2 separate regions of the Homo sapiens genome follow, and region 2 is linked to region 1. A link is an interaction called in ENCODE POLR2A ChIA-PET data of the cell type or tissue named here. Cell type or tissue: CD4-positive, alpha-beta T cell. All regions are shown on one strand.

Region 1 (8,000 bases):
ATGTGGTAGTTTTATAAAGGGAAGTTCCCCTGCACACTCCCTTTTTCCTGCCTCCATGTAAGATGTGCCTTTCTCCTCCTTTGTCCTCTGCCATAATTGTGAGGCCTTCCCAGCCACGTGGGACTGTGGGTCCGTTAAGCTTTTATAAATTACTCAGTCTTAGGTATGTCTTTATTAGCAGTGTGAGAACAGGCTAAGATAGTTTGCATGGGGAGAACTCTACATTTTGTTTGAGAAGTCTTCTCTGTTGTTTGCTGTGGTTTGAAAGCAGAAGGAAAACATGGTTTGAGAGTTTTTGCTTAACAGGGTCCCCTCACTCCTTGATGAGAAGTTACCCACTAAATATTTTTCTATATCAGTCACATGGAAGAAAGTGTGCTATGAGTGCATCCCTTGAAATCCTCCGGAAAATCATCCTGGGATTGCATCCTAACTCTGCTGTCACAATGAATGGGATTTTTATGAAGGAAATGGCAGCCCTGAGTTCATGGCAAAACAACCCATCACCCCAGAAGGACAGAGGAGGTTTACTTCATAATAACTATTCTTAGGTGTGTCAGCTCAGAAAGAGAGGTAGGGAATCATAGGGAGATTACACAGATTGCTTCCTGGCCGTGGCCCTATAATTAGCTTGCAGAAGATTCTCTTCCAGTCTTTGGGGTATAACAGAGAGATCCACATTCTTGCACTGCATGCTCACTGCTGAACTTCATCTTCTATCAAGGCTGTTTGAGAATGACGTTTTTGTTTGTGCTGCTGTCAAAGAGCTCAAATTCTGATGCCCTTCTTTTGCTAGGAATAGGTATTGCTTCAACTGAAAGTTGCCATTATCTCCGGAAGAGAATAGAATGGGAATTATAATGAAAAGAGAGGGATAGAAATATCAGCTTTCAAACTTTGCCTTTGTCATAACTATATTATTTATCTTTTAGATGACTGTGAAAATCTGAAATTATGGAGGGAGACAAATTACTATTTATCCTCCAGGGAAATTCAAAAAATTTCAGAAATGAATACTTAATGAGAAACTGTCTATACACTTGTCTCCTTAAATTCTGATGACTAAAATTGTTTATTTTAAATTTTGTTCTATTCATATCTAGACTTGGCTATTTTTTCTCTATGCAGATAGCTGCTGAAAAAAGAAAGATGGTTATTAGATAGTTATTTGTTTAATTTTAGATGTTTTCTTATGTACTGCTATGCTCTATTTTATAAATGACTTGGGGATACAAGCACACATATACACACGTATCTCCATATTTATTTTAAAAACTGTCTAGCTTTAAATCAAAATATAAAGTATATAAGGGAAAACAAGTTATCAACTCATTTAAAATTACAGGAAGGCTATAATTCAATTCATTCTTTGAAGCATTTTGAAAGGATAAGATGTGTCAATACATTGCAATTAAGTTGTTTCACTGTATAATTCATTTGCACTATGAAATCTCTGATGTTTCCTGAATTGATGCATCTTGTATCCATTTAAAATATACATGAATTATTTTCATTTATATTTGAGTTGCCACTGACTAAATTTGGATTTTTATTTCCCTAAGTGGAAATTGAGCTTTCCATTAAAACAATCAATGCCATTTTTTGTGTGTGCCAAGGTTTTCATCCAGTGATGAGTATACCTAATCTGTAGCTGTGGAAGATTAAGGTGGTCACAGATTCTTTTTAGTTTCTTTCTCTAAGAAGGAAAGCCTATTTTCTTGCCCTATAAACTGGGGCTTCCCTCCACATTTGATTATGTTAAAGTGCCGAGTCTGGACTTCAAGAAGCTCTGGAGCTTCCACTTCCTCTGCTTAAACACTGATATCTGAACATGGCTAAGCTGGCCTCCTGGAGAAATTGAGACCATATGGAGCGGAGGTGCAGCCATCTTAGCTGTTCCATCTCTCCTAGGTTAGTCCCCATCCACATTACTGAGCCAAGAGATACCACAAGCAATAGAGATGAGCAATCCTAGCTGAGCTCTGCCCAAATTAGCAAACTGAAGTATCATGTGTTAAATAATCAACTCTTGTGTAAGCCACTGTATTAGTTCATTCTCACATTGCTAATAAAAACATACCCAAGGCTTGGTAATTAATAAAGGAAAGAGGTTTGGTTGACTTGTAGTTCGGCATGGCTGAGGAGGCCTCAGGAAACTTACAATCATGGTGGAAGGGGAAGCAAACACATCCTACTTTACATGGCAGCAACAAGGAGAATAGGAGCCAAGCCAAGGGGGAAGTCCCTTATAAAGCCATCAGATTTCTTGAGAACTTACTCACTATTATGAAAATAGCATGGGGAAACTGCCCCAGTGATTCCATTATCTCCCACATGGGCCCTCCCATGACAGGTGGGGATTATGGGAATTAAATTCAAAATGAGATTTGGGTGGGAACGCAGTCAAACCATATCAGCCACTATATTTTTATGTATAGTGTATAGGTTCCTAGCCAAAAGATTCTTAGACTCAGGGGTAGCAACAGATAACTTAGTTGACATCCCCCTACTAAACATTAACTGAAGACTTAATTACAAAATATATCAGTGCAAAGGCTGATAAAAGATAATATATGAAAAACAAACTTGGGTAATGAAGAAAATGCAATTATGTGTCAATATTTACCTTGTCCTTTTTAGAGAAAAAAAGCACAAAATTATGTTTTTTTATATATGATAAAAGCAAACAAGTGGACAAACAGATTGTCTCCTAGAGCCAGTTTTTTAGGGGGATTTGTCTCATAAAAAGTGTATATAGCAGCTATATTAAAGAACATGCAGAAGTTATTTTTTTATATCTGATTTTGGCTGGGCATGATAGATAGCTCATGTTTATAATCTCAGCACTTTGGGAGTCTGAAGTGATGTAGTAAGCTGTGATACAACCACTGGAATCCAGCCTGGGCAACAGAGAAAGATGCTTAAAAATAGTTAGAGAAAGCTGGAGTTATAGAAAGCCAGTCTAGTGTCAAATGGGTGATTATTTCTGGGGAAATATTTTGATAAGGGAACCAAGCTTAGAAGACCTAAACATATTGTATGATTGCTATACCACTTGCACTTTTTTTTCAACATATCCTTTATTCCCATAGTGCTTTTGTTGGAGTTTGCAAATTTAATATTGCACAGTTTGTCCATGAATACCTTTAATAGAGTTAGTCTAATGATGATGGTGTTGGTGTTCTACAATTGAAAGAATCCTGATTTACACATGTGTTAAGATAGAAAGTCATTCTTGACTTTATATATACACTTAAAAACTTTTTATCAAGATTTATTTCATGAAATGTTAAATATTCAGTGGTGTAAGCAATTATCCGGTTAGACTTTTTATTTCTGTGACTTAGCACAAGAAAATACTATTTTTGCTCAGACAATATTGTGTGTGGGTTACGCGTTGATCATTTTAAATATGAAAGAATAACTGCATAGTGTTTGGACAGTTCCAGTTTTGCACATCATGGCCTCCCTAGGGAATTGCCAGGATGAATTAGATGTGAACTGCACCTCGAGTAGCATGCACTTATGTTGAATTAAACAGCAAAAAGCATCTACTCCAAACAAAGCTTGTAGTGTGTGAATAGCTGTCACAGACCTGCTTTTGCTAATGATGATTTGATATGAAATCCAGATGTTCCTGGAGGAAGGGAGATAGCATTAGTGCCCTGATTTCTCAGCCTGTCATGAAACCAGGCCTTCACAATGTGACCACATTACAGCTTTTCTCACCAGAAAGTAGGGGATAGTTGATCCCTAAATTTTGAGTTCATCTCATTACTTGGTTTAGCAATGTTACAATGGGTGTCAACAGTGGCAGAGATTTTGAAAGTTCTTGTGCTTTTTCTTGTGCTCCTGCAGTTGGCCCCCATCTTTAGCTCATGCCTGAGCTAGCTTGCTGGAAGATAAGAGACCTATGGTGCAGTTATCTCAGATGATAACCATAGGAGTGAAGTCAACAGGGAACCAAAATACCATTTGGCTGAACACAACCTAAATGTGCAACCCATAATCCATCTCATAAGTTAGACAACTGCATTTTATTTCAAGCCATCATGGTAAGGTAAAGGGTGTTTGCTGTGCTGCATTATTGTAGCACTAGATAATCAATCTTTTCTTAAGCATACCCTGGTTTTATTGACAGTAGTTGTTCCTCAGTATCCAGAGGTGATTGATTTCTGGACCCCCCCACATGTTTCAAAACTTGAGAGTGCTCAAGCCTTTATATATAACATCGAAATGAGACAAGAAGTCTTCTCTTGATGGAAGGTCTTTCCTGGATAGAAGGGTTCACGGTCTCACGGGCTTCAAGGAACAAAGCTGTGGATCACAGCTGCGAGTGTTATAGCTTGATTACAGAAAGGCAGGGACCTGAAGAGTGTGCAGTGGCAAGATTTATTAAAGCGAAAGTGAAAGTAAAACAAAAGCAAAAGTAAAGCTTCCAGGCAGTGGAAGGGGGCCCAGAAGGGTTGCTGTTTCTGGCTTGGATGCCTTATGCTTGTATCCCCTTAAGAATCTTCCCGTTTTCCTTTTTCCGTCCTGTAGGATTAGCTTATTTTCTATCACTTGTAGGTTGGCAGGCCTGATTGGTTAAAAGCACTAGGCTACAGCTGCAGCTTAAACTCCCTATATGATTGATTGAAGTTTCAATCTGTTAGTTTGCAGCTATGACTCATTGTGGCTTAGAGGAAAGTCCCCTTTAATTGGTTAGAGTTTCAATCCCTTAGCTTGCAGCTATGACTCATTTTGGCTTAGGGGAAAGCCCTTGGGGAAGTCCCTATTGACCCAGGAAGTCCAGACAACTTAGCCACTTAGTCTCTCAGTTCTCCATCTCAACAAGAAAGCCCAAGTGCTGTTGGGAAGTTGGGCAACAACTGTTCTAGCTACTTACTGCTGAACTGGGGCATAGAAGTGGCTCTGCAGTTGAGTTTTCCTCAGGAGGGGAGTCTTCAGTGTCATGGTGAAGTAACAGGTTGGCGGTTCAGTCTAGGGGTCCTCGATAGCAGGTGCTAGTGGTGGTCATTTGGGGCTCCATCTGTAGAACCATTCGCAGTTTCATGGATTCTATTCTGAAAGGATAAATTTTACAAGGAGGTTAAAAATGCAGGCTCCACAGATAGGCAACATCACAATAGCCACCAAGGGTCCCAAGAAGGGCAGAAACCAGGGCATCTATTGGTTGACAATACTCCAAGACCTGTGTCTTGAAGCTCTTGTGCCTGGCAGTGTATCTGGTCTCAAAGCTCCCTAAACTTCTTGGTGACAAGTCTAGATTGATTAATGACATAGCAGCACTCTTCTCCTAGAAAAACACAGGTTCCACCTCTTTTGGCTATTAATAAATCTAAGGCCCTCCAATTTTGAAGGGCTACTGTTGCTAAAGGGTTAGGCTGGCTTTATAAGGTGACCAGTGAGTCTGCAACTCATTCCATGTCATCATTTAACTCCTGTGATAATTTGTACTAGAATTGAGTGGTGGTGGTAATGCCACCAATGCCAGTTCCTAGTCCTCCTTTTATCCCAGCCTCAATAATAAATGGCAAGACTACTGCCCATTTGTAACGGGGTTTGGGTAAAAGAAAATCCTGTAATTCCTGATCCATATAGACAGTCATAGGGGGGCACCAAAAAGGAGAGAAAGCATAGACTTTTGGAGGAACTATTTAAGCAGTGGTAAGCTGAGAAGCCACAAACAAAAAAGATCCCTGATGGTAAGCAAGAGAGTCGTGGAGGTAGGGTAATCCATGTTTTGCACTGGAAGATGGCTGCATTAATGGTTGTGCTAAATTTTACACAGGTGAGATTTGATGTATGTGTTATTTCTAGACTTGAGACTAAAGGGCCCACCAGGGCTGTGGTGTTTGTTCTCAGTTCATGGCTTTCCAATGTTTGGGAGCAGGAACTGGGACAAATAGTTTAAAGCATAAGGGGAGGAACATCCAGCAGTCAGTTGGATTTTGGCTGGAGGCCTTGTGAATTTCAGCAATGGTGACATTAAATAAATTTAGCAAGTGGTAGTGACTGACTAATCCTTGTGCTTTTAGGTCTTTGACGATCTTTTGTAACCCGTATTGGGCTTCTGGTCTGAGGGAGTACAGCCTTCGATAAGGAAAGGAGGTAGGATCCTTTAATTTAACTTGAACTGGATAAGTGTTTTTTGCTCATCTGTATTGTCCTTTCTCTGCTCACACTTCAGGATTAACTCCCTCCTCGAGTAGAGGGCAGCAAACAGGTATTCCTTCTCCTATATTCAATATATAATGCTCCCTGCTTTAGCAGTATATAACTATATAGTGGTCTCTCCCTAGTAAAGGAGTAGGGCTCTCAGGAATAATAAGAAATGCATGAGAGAAAAATAAGGTTCCCCAGTCACAACTTAGGGAGTGGGAGAAATGCCTAGTGACTGGCTGTCCTAGGAACATTTTGATGGTGACATACCTGGACAGTAGTTGTCCAGGACAGAAGAGTAAAACTGAGAAGGCCACACCAGTGTCCAGGGGGAAGTTATTTTCCTGGACATCAATGGTTAAGCTTACCTGGGGCTCTGTGCAGGTGATGGCATGGGCTGGCAGGCACCCTTAGTCCTGTGTTAGACCATCTGGTTAGTGGCCTCTGGCCCAGAGGACCTTTGCCCTCAGGGGCAGTGTGCCTTCCAGTGATCCCCCTGGCACAAGGGACATAGATGAGGGGTGGCTTATTTTGGTTTGGGCAGTCCTTATTGAAGTGCCCCTGTAAGCCACACTGACAACCAGCCCTGTTAGGTGGGTTGCCTGCCCAGCCTTTCTTTCTTTTAGAGCCACCAAAGTTTGTCTGCCTGAGAGCCATGATTAAGATGGCGGCCTTTTTCTTGTCTAGTCTGTCTCATTCAGCCTGGTTCAGCCTGCTCCTCTTGGTTCCTATTATAAAACACCGAAGTGGCCAAATTCAATAGAGTTTCTAAATTTTGCTTGGGGCCCAGGGCAGGTTTTGAAGTTTTATTCTAATGTCTGCAGCTGACTGAATGACTGAACTTATCCTTTAAAATTAGTTGGCCTTCAATAGAGTCAGGTGACAAGGAGGTATAGTTTCTTAATGTCTCCCTTAGCCTCTCTAAAAATGCCATAGGGTTTTCTTCCTTTCCCTGCATTATGGTGGACATCAATTAGTAATTCATTGGCTTTTTTCTGGTCTTTCTTAATCCCTCTAGTATACAAGACCGTAAATGCCTGTGACTCCAGCCTCCATGCTCCGAATTGAGGTCCCAATGGGGATCCACACTGGGAACCGCCTGTTGGCCCCTGTGGAGAACTGTTTCCTTTCTTCTGATGTCATTTTATCATTTACCTGGCTTAGCTACCAGAGATCCCCAAACTCCAGGGCCACTTTAGTTGGGAGTTAATGTTTGACCTATCAACAATATAATATCTCTCCATGCTAAATCAAAAGATTGTCCTAATCCCTTTAAGAGGTCTATATATCCATCAGGATTATCTGATAATTTTCCTATGTCCAGTTTGATCTGTTTTAAGTCTGAGAGGGAAAAGGGTACATGTATTCATGCCAGGCCAAAGTCTCCTCCTCCTCCCATGGCTTGGAGGGGCACAATCGAGGGCCATTGGCACCTTACGGTTCCTTGACTATCTCTTTGTCTGGTTGCTTTTGGGCCAAAGGGAGAGACCTTACTAGCGGGAGAGAGAGATTTGGGGAGACCTGAGTATGGAGGTGGAGAAGTTCTACAATTCTAATCACTGATCCCAGACAGGAAAGCTGGTAATTAAAGTAGACTCTACAATCTGAGGTAAGTTTAGGGCAAAAAAAGGAAAAATGTCATAGACCTTCTATCAGCCACTGGCATGCCCTTTGAGGTCCCAGACAGTGCCTAGGGTATAGGTTATGAGGGACAGGTCCTGTATAAGTATAGTGATATCCATTTGCATAAGAATAAGGCTGGGGGCACCATGAGCAAGGGTCTTTGGATTGCCACCCCACTCAACTTAGGTTCCTAGCCAAAAGATTCTTAGACT
Region 2 (8,000 bases), 83 kb before region 1:
GAAGGATAATGTAGTTACATTTGCCTTTCTCTGTCTTTTATTCTACCCAGGCCTATAGGTGATTGAATGGTGCCTACCCACACTGGATGATGGTGGATCCTTACTCAGTCCATTGATTGAAATGCCAATTTCATCCAAAAAATCTCTGACAAGAACACCCTAAAATCATGCTTGAAGAGCTCTCTGGGTATCTCTCAATCCACTCAAGTTGATATCTAAAACTAACCATCACAAACCCCTGGTCTATTTAAGTTACCCTGGGAGAGCTTTCTGTGACTCACAGCCAAAGGATATTGTAACAGCCAAAGGAAGTCCTGACACATGGTTTTTCATATATCTGTGTTTGGAGTCAATATCACATACTCTGTATCTACTACTGTATCTAGGAGGAAAGTCATGGTGGGCTTCTAGTCTTCACATTTACACATGAAGTTCAAAGATCCTAATAGAAAACTATCAATTGTACATTTAAATAAGGCACCCATAAAGATATTTTGTAACATATAAGCTCTAGGCCATTCACCCTTGGAGTTATGTAGCTTCAATGCTACAAAAATTTTTCAGTGATAAGAATGGCTTTGCAACCAGGTGCGGTGGCTCATGCCTATAATCCCAGCACTTTGGGAGGCCGAGGCAGGCAGATCATGAGGTCTAATCGAGACCATCCTGGCTAACACGGTGAAACCCCGTCTCCACTAAAAATACAAAAAAAATTATCTGGGCATGGTGGCGGGTGCCTGTAGTCCCAGCTACTTGGGAGGCTGTGGCAGGAGAATGGCATGAACCCAGGAGATGGAGCTTCCAGTGAGCTGAGACTGAGCCATTGCACTCCAGCCTGGGTGACAGAGTGAGATTCCATCTCAGTTAAAAAAAAATAGCTTTGCTTTGTAAAAATATTGATGGGTTTTCTGGTGAAGGCATTGGCACTTAATTTCTCCTATGTGTAAAACATGTTTCAGGGTTTGCAATTAGTAGCTTCCATCCCAGGCCATTCAGGGAAGAAAATGCAACTACTGAGGATACTCTAATCAGCAGTGACATGCATTTGAAATACCATATCTAAATAATTTGGTGTTGGACTAGTAATTGAGAGACAGATCCATACAGTGAGAAGAATGTCAGCAAAATGGCCCAGATAGACATGGAAATTCAGTTGATGTTAGTATTATATTTTAGAAACATGAATAATTTGAAAACAAAAACAGGTTTTTGGGCAACTAAAGAGCCATTTGGAAAAACAACCCAGCTGGTATTCATTTCTTAAAATTTGCACCAAAATAAAATTGAATGTAATGTAAACATGTATTTAAAAAATGAAAATATGAGAAATTGTTTGATAACTTTTTTTGTGGAGGGGAGAGAGGCTTGGAAAAAGCTATTTAATCACTATATTAAGCCCAAAAGTCAAAAAGAAAATGTTTTGTAAGTTGTTTTCTTCCAAAGAGTGAAGTCTCAGTCTCTCTGTCTCTCTCTCTCTGTCTCTCTCTCTCTCTCTGTCACCATCACATTAGCAATCCAAAAGGTAAATAAACATTTGTCGGGAAAAATAGTACTTACAACAATGTGTGTAATTAAGGTGTTTTTTGCTCTAAAATAAGGTCTTTTACAAATAAACAAGAAAAATATTGCAACTCAAGTCAAATATGGACAAAAGTATGAACAGGAAGTTTAAGGAAACTAAAGTATCTGTGGTGAATGACAAAGATTCTCTGTCTGTCCAAACTGTAGTCAGGCTTCCGAACCTTCTCCAAGGCCCACATGTGTACTTCCCTGTAAAATCCAGTTTTAGCACAGAACCCTGCTAAGTCAGCTTGGCAGGAACTCCTAACCCTTAGTATCTGGTCAACCTCAATATCTCAGTTAGTTCCTCATCCTCCACCCACTCCAGGTGATATCTGGTCACCCTCGCCTTTCTTCAGCTAGAATCCTGTTAGATGGGTTTAACCAGAATCTCCATTATCCCTGATATTTTGAAACTCTTAGCCATTTTCCAACCAATGTCCAAATTTCTGCTGACCCTCCCCCTGCTCTTTGACCATAAATTCCCACTTGCCCATGCTGTATTCAGAGTTGATCCCAATCTTTCTCCCCGACTGCAAGACTCCATACTGTCTTTCTACACCTTCTTCTCTCTTCTCCCTCCTTCATTTCTCCCTGTTCTCCACCCTGTCTCTTCCTCCTCCTTTCCCCCAGGCAAGGCAAATTTCCAGAAAGAATTGGAAACCACTGGTTTCCATGGCTACGGCCACTACACCTAACTCAAAAATCCTGAATAAACTCTTCCTTACTTTGCTTTCACAAGTATCATTGAATATTTTCTCTTTAACGTGAATATACATAGAAGATATTCAATTATTTGCAAGATTAAAGAAAATTTTAAAAAACACGATGCTTTTTACACCTATTAGATTAGCCAGGATCAAAAACAGGGTAATCTCAGTGTTGACGAAAAACGCAGGTGAAGACTAGGCAGGGCCACAATGCCCTTGTTCACTGAACCCTGCCTGGAAACCACCTCCCTGGTCATTCTCCAGGCTGTGCTGTAGCTTGGGCAAGAACTGACCTTGACAGAGACCCCGAGATTAAAAAGCCAGTCATGCGTCTCTGCCCTTGTTCATTCCCAATGAAATGATTTATGGTATAACACAATGCATGCTTATATGTTTATTATTAGAAGTGAGCAACACAAACTGTGATTTGCTTTTCAGGTTTTTAAAAATAAAAACTGCCAGCAAGGTGTTAAAATTAGTACAAGACACAGCAGCTGTTCAACTCATTTTTTCAAATTATTTCCGTATATGGCTTACAAAGTACTGCCACTCTGAGGTAAATGCAGTCCTGTAGATTGTAAGCATTTAAGCTGTGTGACAGATGGCCGCTCCTCATTTCTTGATGTGTTTTGCAATGGAAATTTAATGTGGAAAACACTAATAATAATGTTTTAATTTAGTGCCTTTTCCCTGGGAGCTTCAAACACTTGACAAACATTACATAATTAATGGTTAAATGTTACACAAACATCCACAGGAAGTGGGAAAGAAGAAAGGAATTGAAGCGTCATTCTGTGGTTGCAAACAAGTAGTGTGTTCACATGCAGGTGCTCATCCTATACAAAGAGAACTTAACTTACAAAGCAGCAGTTTCCAATTTTTCCTGGATATTCGCATCGCATGGGAGAAAGGAGGAGGAAGAGACAGGGTGGAGGAAGAAGAGACAGCCTGCAGGACAGGGACAAAGGATGGAGGGAGAAGAGAGAATAAGAAGAAAGGCAAGAGGAAACAGCGTTCTAATCTGCAACAAACACCCTTCCCCCCCAATTTATTTCCCATGAGTTTGGGGACATGATTCTCTTTTTAATCATAGCTAGTATGTCTAATAGATGACACACATCTCCATCTTTATGTTCAGATGCTCCACCCTAATTGTGATGGTTAATACTGGGTGTCAATTTGATTGGATTGAAGGATACATCTATCCTGGGTGTGTCTGTGAGGGTGTTGCCAAAAGAGATTAACATTTGAGTCAGTGGGCTGAGGAAGGAACATCCACCCTTAATCTGGTGGGCACAGTCTAATCAGCTGCCAGTGGATATAAACCAGGCAGAAAAATGTAAAAAGGAGAGACCTGCCTAGGTTTCCAGCCTATTTCTTTCTCCCATGTTGGATGCTTCCTGCCCTCAAACATGAGGATCCAAGTTCTTTGGGACTCAAACTAGCTTTCTTGCTCCTGAGCTTGCAGACAGCCTATTGTGGAACATTGTGATTATGGTAAGTTAATACTTTATAAATTCCACTTCATATATAGATCCCATTATTTATGTTCCGCTAGAGAATCCTGACTAATACACTAATTTATAAAGTCCATGACAACTCAAACACACTTGCCGAATCCTCCATTAAAGACCACATTAACATTCAAATTCCTTCTTAAGAGATAGTGGCTGGGTTCAGTGGCTCATGGCTATAAGTCCAGCACTTTGGGAGGCTGAGGCAAGCAGATCATCTGAGGTAAGGAGTTTGGGGGTAGCCTTGCAAACATGGTGAAACCCTGTCTCTACTAAAAATACAAAAATTAGCCTGGCATGGTGGTGTGCACTTGTAATCCTAGCTACTCGGGAGGCTGAGGTAGGAGAATCAGTTGAACTCGGGAGGCAGAGGTTGCAGTGAGCCAAGATTGCCCCACTGCACTCCAGCCTCAGTGGCAAAGCAAGACTCCATCCGAAAAAAAAAAAAAAAGAGTAGTTTTGGGTGGGTGCAAGATTTCCAAACCTCAAACTCAAGTGTTACGACAACCTTCAGTCTTGCTTGTCTCACCAATGTGGTGAGTTTTAGTGCTGCATGAAGCTAAAGTAATGCCTATGAATGGAGGATGTGGACCATATTCCTTCTTTGGCCAAAGGCAGAATAAACCCAGGATTGCACAGAATCATAAAATCCTGAGATGCAGGAAAAAATATGGTTCCCTTCAGTGGATTCCTTTCATTCAAAACCCCAAAGCAAGCCTTCAGAAGGATTTTATAAATATCATTTTGTGTGAAGATTAATAGATAAATAAGAAGAACTTCATTTACAGAAAAAGTGCTTTTTGTTTGTAAACTGTAAGTGGCTCTCATGACTGTTTGAGAATGAAATGCAGCTATAGGAATGCCAAATTTTCCTAATAAATCAATATATAATTGTTGCTGCTGTGACTGCACAAAATTAATGAATAGAATAGCTTTGAGCAGCTTTATTTGTAGGTCCTTCTGTTTGACACACAATCAATCTACTTATTCAATGATCAGGCCTGGGAAACTGCCTGAAAACCAAAACATCCAAAGCTGAGCAGTTTCTAAACAATAATACTAAAGAGAGATGAATTCCTACCTCACAGCCAAATGTAACTCTGAAATGAAGCTGCTTGATGAGAGATATCTCATCCTTGTAACAGAGTTTTTAAAAATCTGTTCATTTCATCTTGAGTACATTTTTCTGCAAAGGCTGGTTTGAATAGTTATATGATCCAGCATATCACTGTGCTACATGCAGTGACGGGCAATGTTAAAAATGGATAAAATGTCTGTGTTCAAATTCCAACTATGAATCTTCCAGTGGGATATCGCTGGACAATACTTTGGTAGTGCAGTTATTCTACAAAAAAAAAAAAAAAAAGCATTTTCCTTAAAGAAGAGTTGAAATGGTGCTCTGGTTTGATGACATGGGAGTCTGTAGAATTCTTTTTTTGTTTGTTTTGTTATAAGACAGAATCTCACTGTGTTGCCCAGGCTGGAGTATGGTGGCATGATCTTGGCCCACTGCAACTTCCACCTCCCAGGTTCAGGTGATTCTCCTGCCTCAGCCTCCTGAATAGCTGGGATTACAGGTGTTCACCACCATGCCCAGATAATTTTTGTATTTTTAGTAGAGAAGTGGTTTCTCCATGTTGAACAGGCTTGTCTCGAACTCCTGACCTCAAATGATTCACCTGCCTCAGCCTCCCGAAATGCTGGGATTACAGGTGCAAGCCACCATGCCCTGTCTGGGAGTCTTCAGAATTCTAATGAGTGATATGAAATGATACTAAAAAATATATGTAATCCAAATCATCACCATGCCTAAGGCTAATTTTTTTTTTTTTTTGGTTTTGTTTTAGCAGCACATGAAGTTCTTCATGGCTTCAGTAGAAACCAGATATCTTCAATCTTGTCACTTTTGGCATTTGGGGCTGAATAGTTTTGTTGGGGGAACAACCTTCTGCATTGTAGGATATTTGAAAGAGTCCCTGGTCCCTACCCAATGCTGGTAGCACTTTTTCTCTCCAGTTATGAAAACAAATAATGTCTCCACACATTGCTGATTGTCCCGCATAAAGTGTATGTGTACCCATATACAAAATCCCCTTATCTGAGAAGGTCTAATATAAATAACACAATTTGTATGATTATTTAAATAGAAATTTATTTGCTGTACTTCTAAATATCGACGTTCTTGAAATTCAATACAATCTTATGAGTTCTTCTTCTACATATGATTCCATTCTCATTGTCTTCTCTTAAGTTGTTATGAAAAACACTCCAGCATTTTTTAAATGCTTTGAGAAACATTGTGCATGCCTTTCTCCCTCAATGTCCCTATTCTTGTATCTGGATTCTTCATGTCTCTGTTAAGACCAGAATGCTGTTTATCCTCTCAGAGTGACTTACATTAAATTTGAGCAATGAAAATGTTATTTTTAGAAAAGGACTTTGGTGGAATTTTGAAAAAATATATACAGTAGTAGTTAAAGTGCATTTGGCTTCATTGGTGTGTTAGAAATGAAATGTTGAGGATATATGTTAGGTACAGACATTTTAGTACTACAATTCTTCAAGATTTTTGCTTGGCTTTAGTTAAAATGTAATTAGAGTTCAAACGAGGAAGGCATTGCAATGTATTTACTGAACTTTCTTTCTATTATTTTCTTTTTTTCTTTTTGAGACAGGGTCTAACTATATTGGCCAGGCTGAGTGCAGTAACATGATCATGGCTTACTGCAGCCTTGACTTTCCAGGCTCAAGCAATGCTACTGTTTTAAACTCCTGAGTAGCTGGGATCACATGTGCATATTACCATGCCTGGCTGACCTTAAAAATTTTTGCAGAGATGAAGTATCACTATGTTTCTCAGGCTGGTCTTAAACTCCTGTCCTCAAGCAGTCCTCCCCTTTTGGCTTCCCCAAATGCTAGGATTACAGGCATGAGCCACTGTGCCTAGCTATTTATTGAACTTTGCCCCATAGTTGAGCACTCTGTGGTTGCCAAAAGCAAGTTTCACCTATCTCCTGGCATCTTTAAGATGATCATTGATAAGATGGACTTATAACATACTCAGAGTACATTTGAGGATAAGGAACCACCACCTGGGCAGACCAAATCAATCAACATGAGAGCTCTTGGAACTGGAGAGGGCTGGGATCATATTCTGGACCTGCCATTGATTGTCTATGTGACCGTGAATCAAAATGGCTTCCCTCTCTACGTGTCACTTTCTGCAACTGAAAAGTGGGATTATGAGATGCGTTCTCCATGATTTTATTAGGAATAATAAAAGGCCTCTGCAAAGTAGCTATGTTTGGCACACAGCAGTGGCTGGGTACATGCTGCTTCTCCTACACACCAAGATGCAGGATAACCGACTTGGTCAGGGAGAGAGGGCATAGAGAACAGAAGTTTCACCCTGTACTTGGCTGAAACCTCAGGTATGAACAGCTCAGACAGGAGTGGGGCTCAGAGGCAATTCATCCTGTATTCTGAAGGGCAGCTAAATTTCAGTTGAAAAGGTGGAGTCTGGAAGCCATGCAAAAGACCTGCAGTCTCCTGGTGAGAAAGATGATAAACATGTAGAAATGTAGATTAATCACTCTGAAAGACAAGGACCCTCATTGTTCCCAAGGCAAGAACAATTTCTTTCTTTCTTTTTTTAACCAGCTGTATTGATGTATAATTTATATAGCATAGTACTCACATGTTTAATGACTTTTAACAATTTATAGAGTTGTGCACCCACCACCAAAATTCAACTGGAGAAAATTCCCATTGTCCTAAAAAATCACTTGTGCCTATGCATAGTCAATTCCTTCCTCCACCTCCAGCTCCTGGCAACCACTAATCTACTTTCTGTGTCTACAAATTTGCCTATCCTGGACTTTTAATGTAAAAGGATTTATGAACTCCAGCCTGGGTGACACATTGAGACTCTGCCTTAAAAATAAAAAGAAAAAAGAAAAAAGGATTTATGCAATTTGCAGTTGTGTTTTTGTCTGGTCTGGCTTTTTCACGCAGTGCAATACGTTTGAGGGACACCCATGGTATAGGGTAGGTTCATCTGCATTTCAGTATTTTATTTCTTTTTAACGATGTACTCACATTGCACCAATTACCCTAAAATTTTAGATTTGGTATCTATATGAGTGAAATTTTAATAAGACTAATGTCAGGTTACTTAGACTTGGTCAAAGGAAATAAATTTCAATGAGACAGAAGG

What was found. ChIA-PET counts read pairs that join two places held together with the same protein. Peaks named below come from ENCODE experiments on the same cell type or tissue, not always from the same donor. Only the 100,000 strongest peaks of a DNase experiment are listed, where the experiment ranks them.
Region 2: POLR2A ChIA-PET joins it to region 1 with 10 read pairs; 3 of 35 experiments call an interaction of 5 or more read pairs at or near these places.

The regions. Positions count from the first base shown.
Region 1 is chrY:14,336,223-14,344,222 of GRCh38, forward strand. No RefSeq gene overlaps it. Among named protein-coding and RNA genes, the nearest start is that of NLGN4Y, 180 kb to the right of the region's middle. RefSeq lists an enhancer at 4,268-5,467. In CD4-positive, alpha-beta T cell, no CTCF peak of the experiment used is centred here; a DNase peak (open chromatin) is centred at 4,739; H3K4me3 peaks cover 724 bases; H3K27ac peaks cover 2,112 bases.
Region 2 is chrY:14,253,636-14,261,635 of GRCh38, forward strand. No RefSeq gene overlaps it. Among named protein-coding and RNA genes, the nearest start is that of VCY1B, 200 kb to the left of the region's middle. In CD4-positive, alpha-beta T cell, no CTCF peak of the experiment used is centred here; a DNase peak (open chromatin) is centred at 3,056.